3 separate regions of the Homo sapiens genome follow, and regions 1 and 2 are each linked to region 3. A link is a contact called in ENCODE Hi-C or POLR2A ChIA-PET data. All regions are on one chromosome and are shown on one strand. The core of a region is the stretch at or near the end of the contact, and the rest is flanking DNA. Distances in the headings are between cores, read along the strand shown. Region 1 overlaps LPP (LIM domain containing preferred translocation partner in lipoma). Region 2 has its middle 6.8 kb from the start of TPRG1-AS1. Region 3 holds the start of LINC01991 (long intergenic non-protein coding RNA 1991).

What was found. Hi-C counts contacts between places; a loop is a spot of excess contacts on that map. ChIA-PET counts read pairs that join two places held with the same protein, here RNA polymerase II (POLR2A). Pooled maps may share reads with other maps.
Region 1: a loop to region 3 is called in a pooled map, with 6 times the contacts of the local background. The contact joins the enhancer-like site here to the promoter of LINC01991 in region 3. A Hi-C loop is called at or near these places in 4 of 50 pooled maps. POLR2A ChIA-PET finds 5 or more read pairs at or near these places in 2 of 52 experiments (OCI-LY7 and activated B cell).
Region 2: a map of OCI-LY7 shows a loop between it and region 3 (9-fold over the local background). The contact joins the enhancer-like site here to the promoter of LINC01991 in region 3. A Hi-C loop is called at or near these places in 7 of 168 maps with a recorded cell type or tissue (B cell, OCI-LY7, Ramos and 3 more), 4 of 37 single-sample maps with no recorded cell type and 18 of 50 pooled maps. POLR2A ChIA-PET finds 5 or more read pairs at or near these places in 4 of 52 experiments (OCI-LY7, WTC11, activated B cell and 1 more).

What each region holds. Positions count from the first base shown.
Region 1 is chr3:188,700,376-188,703,449 of GRCh38, forward strand. The region is part of intron 7 of LPP (LIM domain containing preferred translocation partner in lipoma); the gene reads left to right. Among named protein-coding and RNA genes, the nearest start is that of MIR28, 13 kb to the left of the region's middle. Within about 2 kb of position 1,441, at least 4 of the 41 ENCODE cell types and tissues checked have a DNase peak (open chromatin) inside an H3K27ac peak, as active enhancers do.
Region 2 is chr3:188,952,837-188,956,113 of GRCh38, forward strand. No RefSeq gene overlaps it. Among named protein-coding and RNA genes, the nearest start is that of TPRG1-AS1, 6.8 kb to the left of the region's middle. RefSeq lists a silencer at 1,704-1,998. Within about 2 kb of position 1,940, at least 7 of the 41 ENCODE cell types and tissues checked have a DNase peak (open chromatin) inside an H3K27ac peak, as active enhancers do.
Region 3 is chr3:187,974,908-187,978,085 of GRCh38, forward strand. It overlaps LINC01991 (long intergenic non-protein coding RNA 1991), which reads right to left and starts at 1,500. Exons shown (of 3, transcript NR_135538.1): 1 at 1,419-1,500.

The DNA.
Region 1 (3,074 bases), core at 191-2,690, 730 kb after region 3:
CGACAGATAGTGGGTATCCATTTTGTAAATTGGATCCTTAGCACACAGGTTAAAGTAGGTAAATTGTAGTAACAAAGATGCAAGATGGTGTGGTGTTTTCCTGGGAGCCATTTGCACCTTAGTGCGGGCTGTTTCCCATGCTTCCTTTTTCCTTTAGAAAGGATGATGGATATTTTTCTTCTCCACTCAGAAAAGGGGCAGTGGGATGATAAGGTGATTAACCTTTGTGTGTTCTTGATTTCATGCCCCAAGTGTAGTGAAAGTTCAGTAGGCTGCAGAAACCCTGTGACCTGCCCATTGCTTACTCAGATTCAGAATGCTGAATGAAGTTCTGGATGTTTCAGGGGATGCTGACAACTGGCTTAAGTCCTCTCATAAATGGAAATCTCTGTCATAATGAGGTTTCCACTTACTCAGTGTGTCTATTTTTATAGACTACAAAGGATCTGTAAATATGAATATCTGTGATTTCACTCTAAAGATTGGTAATGATATGTGTCTTGCATACTATGGGCACAAATGGGCACAAAAAAATGATAGAGTAGAACCAAAGGAAGCTTTGAAAATAACATGTTACACATAAAGAAACTGAGGCTCAGAAAATGGAAATGATTTGAGCAAAATCACTGGACAACTTAAAGGCAGAACTAAGATTAAAGATATTCTGAATAGTCAGGTCTTCTGTATTTATGGGTTTCTATGTAAATGTATAATCAAATACCATGAAGTGTTATATGAATATGACAGATACTGTTATGTATGTTATTCTTAATCTAGTGGAGTTTCCTTCTTCATCAAGGGTCCTATTCATGTGTACATTTTGTTTCAGAAGCAAGTCTTCATTACTGCATAGTCCCACCCATAATGTTTACCAGGGATTTAGACCCAGATTTGGCTGTAAATTTGGCTTCATATTAAGTATTTTCTTGAATGACAATCACCTGGGCCCCTAGCAAGAAAAGAGGAATGGCAAAGAAGAACCAGTTTTAGATAATTTTCAGCTGAAAAAAAAAAAATCTTTATTTTAAGAAGGGAAAATACAGAAACATAGAAAGAATATAAAGCATTCAATTTCCCATGACTTTCAACGATTAACCTTTGAGCATATTGTATTGCCGTAAGGCAGGTCAGCCTGGCCAGCGAGTGACTTATCTCCATGTGGTAGTTCAGGGCCCAGTCTCCATCCTTCCTGTGCCTCACAAGGCCACATCTAACTGCAAGGAGCATGGGAAATGTAGTCTAGCAGTGTGCCCAGCAAGAGGAGGAAATGGATTTTGGTGAGCAGTTAGCAGGCTCTGCCATGCTTAGTAAACATCAGTCCTTTTTAAAGCATATTAGCCACTAAATTGCTCAGAATGCCACGATATCTGGCTGCGTTTTTTTTTTTTGAAAGTGTCAGTGGTCTTGGTGTTAGAAGATGTTTGCCAATACACTTACTTCAGAAGCATGACTTTCATAAAAACTCAGCTCCCATTTTTAAATCTCATAATGACTTCCCATTACTTAAAACAGGCTTGGCATTGACCATATCTTACTTCTCTTTTCTCATCCTAGTTCTGTTTTTTTCCCTTTTTTTTTTTTTTTTTTTTTTTGAGACAGAGTCTCGCTCTGTCGCCCAGGCTGGAATGCAATGATGTGATCTGGGCTCACTGCAACCTCTGCCTCCTGGGTTCAAGCAATTCTTCTGCCTCAGCCTCCAGAGTAGCTGGGACTACAGACACCAGGCACCCGCCACCATGCCCGGCTAATTTTTTGTATTTTTAGTAGAGGTGGGATTTCACCATGTTAGCTAGGATGGTCTCGATTTCCTGACCTCGTGATCCGCCTCCCTCAGCCTCCCAAAGTGCTGGGATTATAGGCGTAAGCCACCACGCCCAGCCTTTCCTCTTAACAGTTTTTTAGATATACATGTTCCTCCTGAAATGCCTTTAACTTTCTTCCTTCTTTCTTTTCTTCTTCTTCTTCTTTTTTTTTTTTTTCCGGCTGTTGTACGCAATTTATTCTTCAAGATCAAACTACAGGTCATCTTTTTTTGGCAGCCTTCTTCCGTCTCAGAACACTGAATTCATACCTGTGTTTTAGAGCTTAGACTTTATTGTAATTGCCTATTTTCATGTCTCTTTCTTCCCAAACTGTGAGTTGTTAGAGACAGGATCTCTGAATAATTTGTCTTTATACTTAAAGTTCTTGGCACTTGGTAATCCCGTAGGAGATTTATGTTAAGACAATTTTGACGGAGTCCTCTAAAATCTGTCGCTCAGTAACTCACCTGTGGATCATATAACGTTAACTTGCCTTTAGTAAGAGATTCGGGTATTTCAGAAACAAACATATTAGTGATTAAGATTGATACTTACAAGAATGTCTTTTTTTAAGAGAAAGGTTTGCTTCACAATGTCTTTGTTTTGCTATTTGGCAGCAAACCTCCACTCTGATAAAAGAAATCTTTGCTTAGATAATAGACTCAGACTAAAATCCAAACAGCCGCACAGTAAGAGAACTAGAAAGTCTTGGAGACAATGATATCAAAACCCCGAGAGGCATTGCAGTGAAGAAGTATGCCCAACTCAGCACACCCCAGTTTCAACGTTCTGCTGTTTTTAAGCAGCGGTACCTCTACAAGGTTGCTCACTTATCTTCTTAAGTCTCTATTTTCTCATCCAGAAATAGGATTACATGTCATACAGGGCTGTTGTGTAGGCATTTGAGATTTCACATCTGTGAAAGTAGGCATCTTGAAAAGGGTCTTGCAAACATGAGGAATTAATATGCTACAGTGAATATGTTGCTGATACAACTCACACTTCTACTTCTGAAGAAACGAGAAACAAAAATAACACAAACTATTCCCTTTCAGCACCTCCCACCACAAATATTCAATCGTGTTTTATTACCCATACAATATGCTAGAAGTTGCTTATTAACAAATAAGTTGGACACAGTTGTTCATTTTTCTTAGGAGGTATTGAGCCCTAAACACTATCGAGAGAGAGGTATTAGAGTAGGTCTCTGATTATGACAGTAAGAATAGTACTGGATTACTGCTTCTAGGCTCGAACACTGAAAGTTTTAAG
Region 2 (3,277 bases), core at 690-3,189, 980 kb after region 3:
ATAAGTAAGTAAGTAAATAAATAAATAAAGGTTCACTTGGACCCAAGTTAGTGCACGAAATGAAGAAATAAATCCACTTACGAATGGTGAACTGACTGAAGCCCTCCTAAGATGTTAGTTCAGGCAAAAGATCCAAATTTCAGAGCATCACAAGAGACAGCAGATTCCACTGAAACTATTACCTTACTGCTCCTATATATGAGGTGAAGTTTTGTGTGAGAAGGATCAAAGAGATTGTGATCATCTCTAAGCAGTGCAAAAATCTAGTGATGAGCAGGAGGAGAAAATCTAAATAGTTCTGGTAGAGATATAGGGATTAGTAAGTGAGGAGGTTATATGCTGGAGGTTACATTTAGCCTATAAAAACACCATAATCCAGGTTTATTCTACCAATTACTGTGTGGCCTTGAGATCTACATTTTAGCATTTACTAAATGATAGGGAAGAGCAGTTGAGCTCTTAAGCTTCTTCTAGTGCTCGCTTTCTATTTGCCCCAAAGTCAGTCTACACTGAGTGACTGATCAAACTCCACTTCCACCTTGGATTCCATAAACCAGCTAAGAAATAGATACTCTCTTCCTCACCCTTAGCCCCACACCACACCCCCACTGCTCATGACTGGAGGGCATATGTCGATTGGAGGGAAGGATGCGACTGGAAGTCTCTGAGAAGAGCTCTTCTCTTCCCTCAGGGACATGTCTATTCACTGAAGAATGACATAATAAATGGTCAGCTACCTTTAACCTGCCTTCCATGGATTCCCTGAGGAAAAATTAAATTACTGTTCTAATATGCTACAAACGCACAGACTCAAAATGTAAAATATGAAATGAATCTGACAGGTTATGTGGTTTAGCTCCCACACTTGATGGACAGAGAAACTGAGGCTTGAAGAGACGCACCCAAGGAACCTGGCCAAAGACACAGAGACAAGAAGTCTTGGAGCTAGGGCTACAGCCCAGATCTCCACTGCTCCTTGGTGCTCTTTGTTTTTTTTTTTTTTTTTTTTGCTACAAGTTGGAGCTCAGTCCCTGGGTTGCAATGGATAAATCTTTTGCTAGGCAACCCAGTTGCTAAGCTTTGCTCACATCATTCTTGAGCTCAAAAACCTTTATGGATTTCAGCTATTCATTCCTAGTATAGTCATCCTTTGGTATCCTTGAGGGATTGGTTCCAGAATCTTCTGAGGATACCAAAATCCAGGGATGCTCAAGTATCTCATATAAAATGGTGTAGTATTTGCATATAACCTACGCACATCCTCCTATATGCTTTAAATCATTGCTAGATTACTCATAATAATACAGTGTAAATGCTATGTCAATCGTTGTTATACTGTACTATTTAGGGAAGAATGACAAGAAAATCTCTACATGTTCAGTACAAATGCAACCTTCCATTTATTTTTCCAAATATTTTTCATCGACACTTGGTTGAATTCATGGATGTGGAACCTATGGATACAAAGGGCCAATTGTACAAGATTCATTTTGTGTCATTATTTGGGCTCTGCCCATGATATTGCTACTACTTTTTAAAAAAATTTATGAATTCCCTTCTGGAAGACGAGGTAGAAAGTAGACAGGCGATTTTGCTAAGCAGTTTTGACATCTCTCACACACACCTATTTTGGCTAACCTTTTCCTGATTTCTCAGTCCTCAGTAGCTCCTCTGTGCACGTGCCCAGATGTCACATTTCTTAACTTATTTTCTATTTCTTGAGGATAATTTAGTCACTTTTTTCTCTACAGTAAGCAGAGAAGGTAGAGCTGGAAAATGGGGTCTTCATCAGAGTTTAACTAGACTATGAATAGAATTCTGTAAGGCACGGACCAATGAGCTGTCTTTTAGGTCAGTCCAGAAGGACTCAGATTCACACCAAACTTAAGTGGCTGGTGAATGAGGCTCAGATTGTCCTCCCAGTTTCCCACTGCCATCCCCAATCCTGCTCCAAGAGCGCCCTCTGCTGGAATGGAGCAGGAGCCAACATCCTCAGCCATCTTGGAAGTGGGGCCAACTGGAACTCTGAAAGGATGAAAAGTACCTCTGTTTAAATACAAGCTCCAAATAAGACAGATCAAGTCTACAATGTCTTCTTGACTTTTATTTCTCATTCCTTCTATTTCCATTTCTTTGACAACTTTTCTTAAGAGGATCACGATGTGGTGAAAAAATAGAATTTAAAGAGGGGAAATGTAATCCAGTGAAATGGGCATAAAACTAAGAATTCTGCCTTCTTTGAGAGGTTTAATTGCTGGGTTACAAAGAGTAATTTCTTGGAATAACTCAGTTTCTAGTCTCAGATTGTAATTACTCCTTCAGTTAGAAACCTTCTTCCATTCATTGCCTGCTAAATTAAGTCAACATTCTTTACTTAGCTTTCAAGGTATATTTGTATATGAATTTACAAATTCATAATATGTTATTTAGTTTGTACTTCATTTATCAAAGCTAATAGTATCTTTACTTTAAAAAAATTTTACTCTGATCTACTTTTTAGAAATTGAAAAGATATTGAAAACTTTAAAAGTACATTTGAATACCAAAGTCATATGTTTCACATTAAAAATCATGCTCAGCACTTAATCTGCTTATAATTTTGAACAAGTGGAAGACCCTGATTAAATAATTAGCTTTTGAACAGAAACAATAATTGATAGGTTGAATTCTATCTTTAGCACTGATGTTAGTCCTAACTTGTTGTTTAGGATTGAGACAAGGTAAAGCGACATAAAAGATTTGGGGGAGTTGATATAACCTTTAAAGTGTCATTTAGTCAAAGGAAGAAACAGTAGCTAGGAATATACCTATTGAATAAACATAGCAATATGGTAGATTCTAGTCCTAGACCCCTGTTTTACAGCTAGAATTATGCCAAAAAGTTGAAAAGTAAAGCTGGATGAAACCTTAGAGAAGACTCCGCCATCTTATAACTCAGATGGTGAAATGAGACCCAGAAAGAATAGTCTTCCCAAAGGCTCACGGTCAGTTATTATAGGAGCCTCATTTGGAATTTGAGTCATCCAATTCTCAATCCACTGTTCTTACCACTACCCAACACTACCTTTGTTTAACTGTCTTTCTTGCATAAAAAGGGACTTATAGGTGAGAGATTCTATAGTGCCATTGGGAGCTGCTGCCTGAATCTCCGTGTAATTTCAAAGAGTTTCCTAACTCAGACCCTGTCCCATTTCACTGTATCCTTAAGAGGCTGAGAAACGGGGCATTCAGATTCTTTCCCCATGCTGACTCTTCATTCTGTTTACACATGGGCCGG
Region 3 (3,178 bases), core at 250-2,749:
CAGAAAATTTGCAAACTGCTAAGCAATACACAACTTTTTTTATAGGTGGCAGACTAGAGGTGGGAAGGGAACATCAGGCTCTTTGATACATGTAAACGAAAACATGTTGGTCTTTAAAGAGTTATGATGAACTCTCGGTTTTTCAATAGGAGACTAGAATTTTAAAATCATAGACAGTAGAGCCAGAAAACCTCTTAGAGGCCATTTTCTAATGTATCCTCCCCCCACCCATTTTACAGAAAAGGAAACTAAAACTCAGACAGACGTGACCTGCTTCCAGTTATACCACAAGGTAAAATCAGATAAAATCATGAGCTGTGTCCCTTTCTGCATTTAACTCAGCACACATTTACTAAGCACCAACCAAATTCTTGCTGAAGAAACAAAGATGGATAAGTCGCAGAATGCATCTTCAAGGAATTCAGAGTCCATTAGGGAGACAGACATATAAGCAGATGATTCCAGCACAGATTGGCATGTGCTATATTAATGATACAGAGTGCTATGAGAATACACAGAATTGGGAGTGGCTAATTCTGCCTGGGGTTGCCAGGAAAGTCTCCATCCAGGAGTGGGCATTTGAGTGCATTGACAGATAGAGTGGAAGAGCATTCCAAGCAAAAGGAAAAGAGTGAACTAAAGCAAGGGGACGGGAGAGAACACAGCTTGTGTGGAAAGCCCCACACAAATAGTTTGAAACAGCTGGAGGGTTTATAGAAGGTGCTGCAAAACCACCTCAGGGGATGTCACTAGGTCACAGCTGCCACCCTCCACCTCATTTGGCATGCTCCCTGGGGCTACGGCCTGTGTCCACCTAATGGGCCAGTATAACACCTGGCCAAGTGCCGATGGCATGGTGGGGCTTAATGAATTCCCTTTGAAGATGAGAGGATTGTGAGGGAGAAAAGAATTTGCCACTCAAGTGAGTCAACTGGAACGGAAGGTGTGTCCTGGCTTCTGAGACCTAGCACTCTGGCTGGTTGACCAGACAGCCGAGGTCACCTCCCCTGGGGCCACAGGGTTCTACTTGGGAACATCAAGTCTTTTTTCAGCAAGTTGTTCCTAAGCCACAACACTCTGGCTCACCCCCTGCCTTTGTAGTTTTACCAGTATAATTGATCCCAGAGCTCGGTTTCTGCCATACCCCTTGGTTTCCTAGGGAGTGATGATATATGCAGGCCTCCTTGGAGCTGCAGCACAGCCCAGGCCTCCTGGGGGAGAACACGGAGGGATATGTAAGAGGCAGACATAAATAGTCTTGCACTGCAGTAGTCATCCTTTTGGGTGCTCTGAGCTTCCTGTCCTGAGCTAAGATTTTCCTCTGGGGTTAGCTGAGGCACAGAAAGATAAACAAAGCTTTAAAGTGACTCCCCTCATTGGAAAGCTACAAGCACTTCCAAGACACCATTTTTTCCTACCTTCTGATAAGCGTGTCTAGGCTTCCCATCATCACACCCTGTGAAGAATCCGTAAGGTGTGTATGGGAAGAGGAGAGACCACTTGAGTATGAGACGTCTTTCAAGTGCCCTCCCACATATGCTAGGTCTACAAAATGTCAAAACAGCCAGGCAAATCATGCCAGGATTCATCATGGCAGGGGGAAACCAGTCACCCCTGATACTCACCATTGAGCAGCCCAAACAACTCTTAATGACTAAGGTTTTTTCCACTTACACCTGGTTCTTTTGCTTTCACCACACAATCGTGTTAGCAAATGAGATCCTTGAGTAAGCAAAACAGGTCCTTCACCGATTATCTTGTAAAAACACATTCCATATCCTACTACAGATATTTAGAGCAAGCAACATTTATTCACCTAGGTTTTTCAAAACACGCCTCCAAGCCATTTTTACCATGTAGTTGCTATGATCTGAAAAATCAAGTGTGTGCACAAGCAGGCAGCCAATGGCTTGCGAGAGAAGGATAACTGGGCAAAGAACAAAATTAAAAGCAAGTCACAGATGCAGAAAATGCACTTACAATTTATGTAACTGGATTAGTACCCAGAACACAGGAGGAAGAAAATTCTACACATCCATAAGGAGAAAAAAACATAGAAATAAATGATCAGTCTATATCAACAAGGAAAACTCTGAAAAGGAAATAATCCTAAAAGAAATGGAAAGATGCTTAACTTCACTGATACTCAAAGAAATGCAAAATAAAAAATTAGGAGATGCCATTTCAGACCCATCAGATTGGCTAAAATTTTAAAAGTCGGACAACATGAAATGTTTGACATGATAAAGCAATGACAAAACATGTAGACACTGATGATAGGACTGTAAATGAAAAAAAGCCATTTTGGATAGAAATTTGGCAATATCTATCAAATTTGAGGTTTAGTAGACCTTATATCTTAGCAATTCCACTCTTGGTATACAACCAAGAGAAGCTCTTGCATACAACCAAGAGAAGCTCTTGCATACCTACATAAAAAGCCTTGTATTTAAGAGAATTGTTTTTAAAAGAAAAAAGTAATTTAAAAGTTCATTAGTAGGAAAAGGCTTTATAAATTGTGATACATTCATATGAAGGGATATTATATCAAATTTAAAGTGAGTGAACTGAAACTAACGTATCAATATTGATACATCTAAAATAATAATGTTGAATACAAAAGCAATTTTTAGAATAATCAATATTATTCATGCAAATTTTAGTAACATGAAGTAATACTATATATTGTGTTGTACACATACTTACGGAGTAAATCTACCAAACATGGACAGGACAGACGCATACATCTTTGAGACGGTAGCTATTCTGGGGAGGAAGGAAAAGGGCTGGAAGGAGGCAAGCGACAAAGGATACAGTTATTTTTGGATTTCGCTTCTTTAAAAAGCTGAACCAGGTATAAGGAAATGTTAACATTCTCAAAAAATCATGGTGGTGGGAATGTGAATGTAAGGGTCAGTATAAGTTAGGTTTTGCTGCAATAACAGAAACCCCAAATCTCAATGGCTTAAAAGAGCAAAGATTTCTTTTTTTATTTCATACATTGTAGGTTGGCAGAAGGTGCTGCTTGTTGTTGCCACTCAGGGACCAAGGCTGACAGAGCAGTCACCACCTCCTTGCTGGCAGCTGCACCAGAAGGAAAGAGAGAGCAATTACATGCTCCAGATTGGAAGTGACACACGCTGTCTCCTTTCACAGCTAAGTGGCCCAGACTAGCACC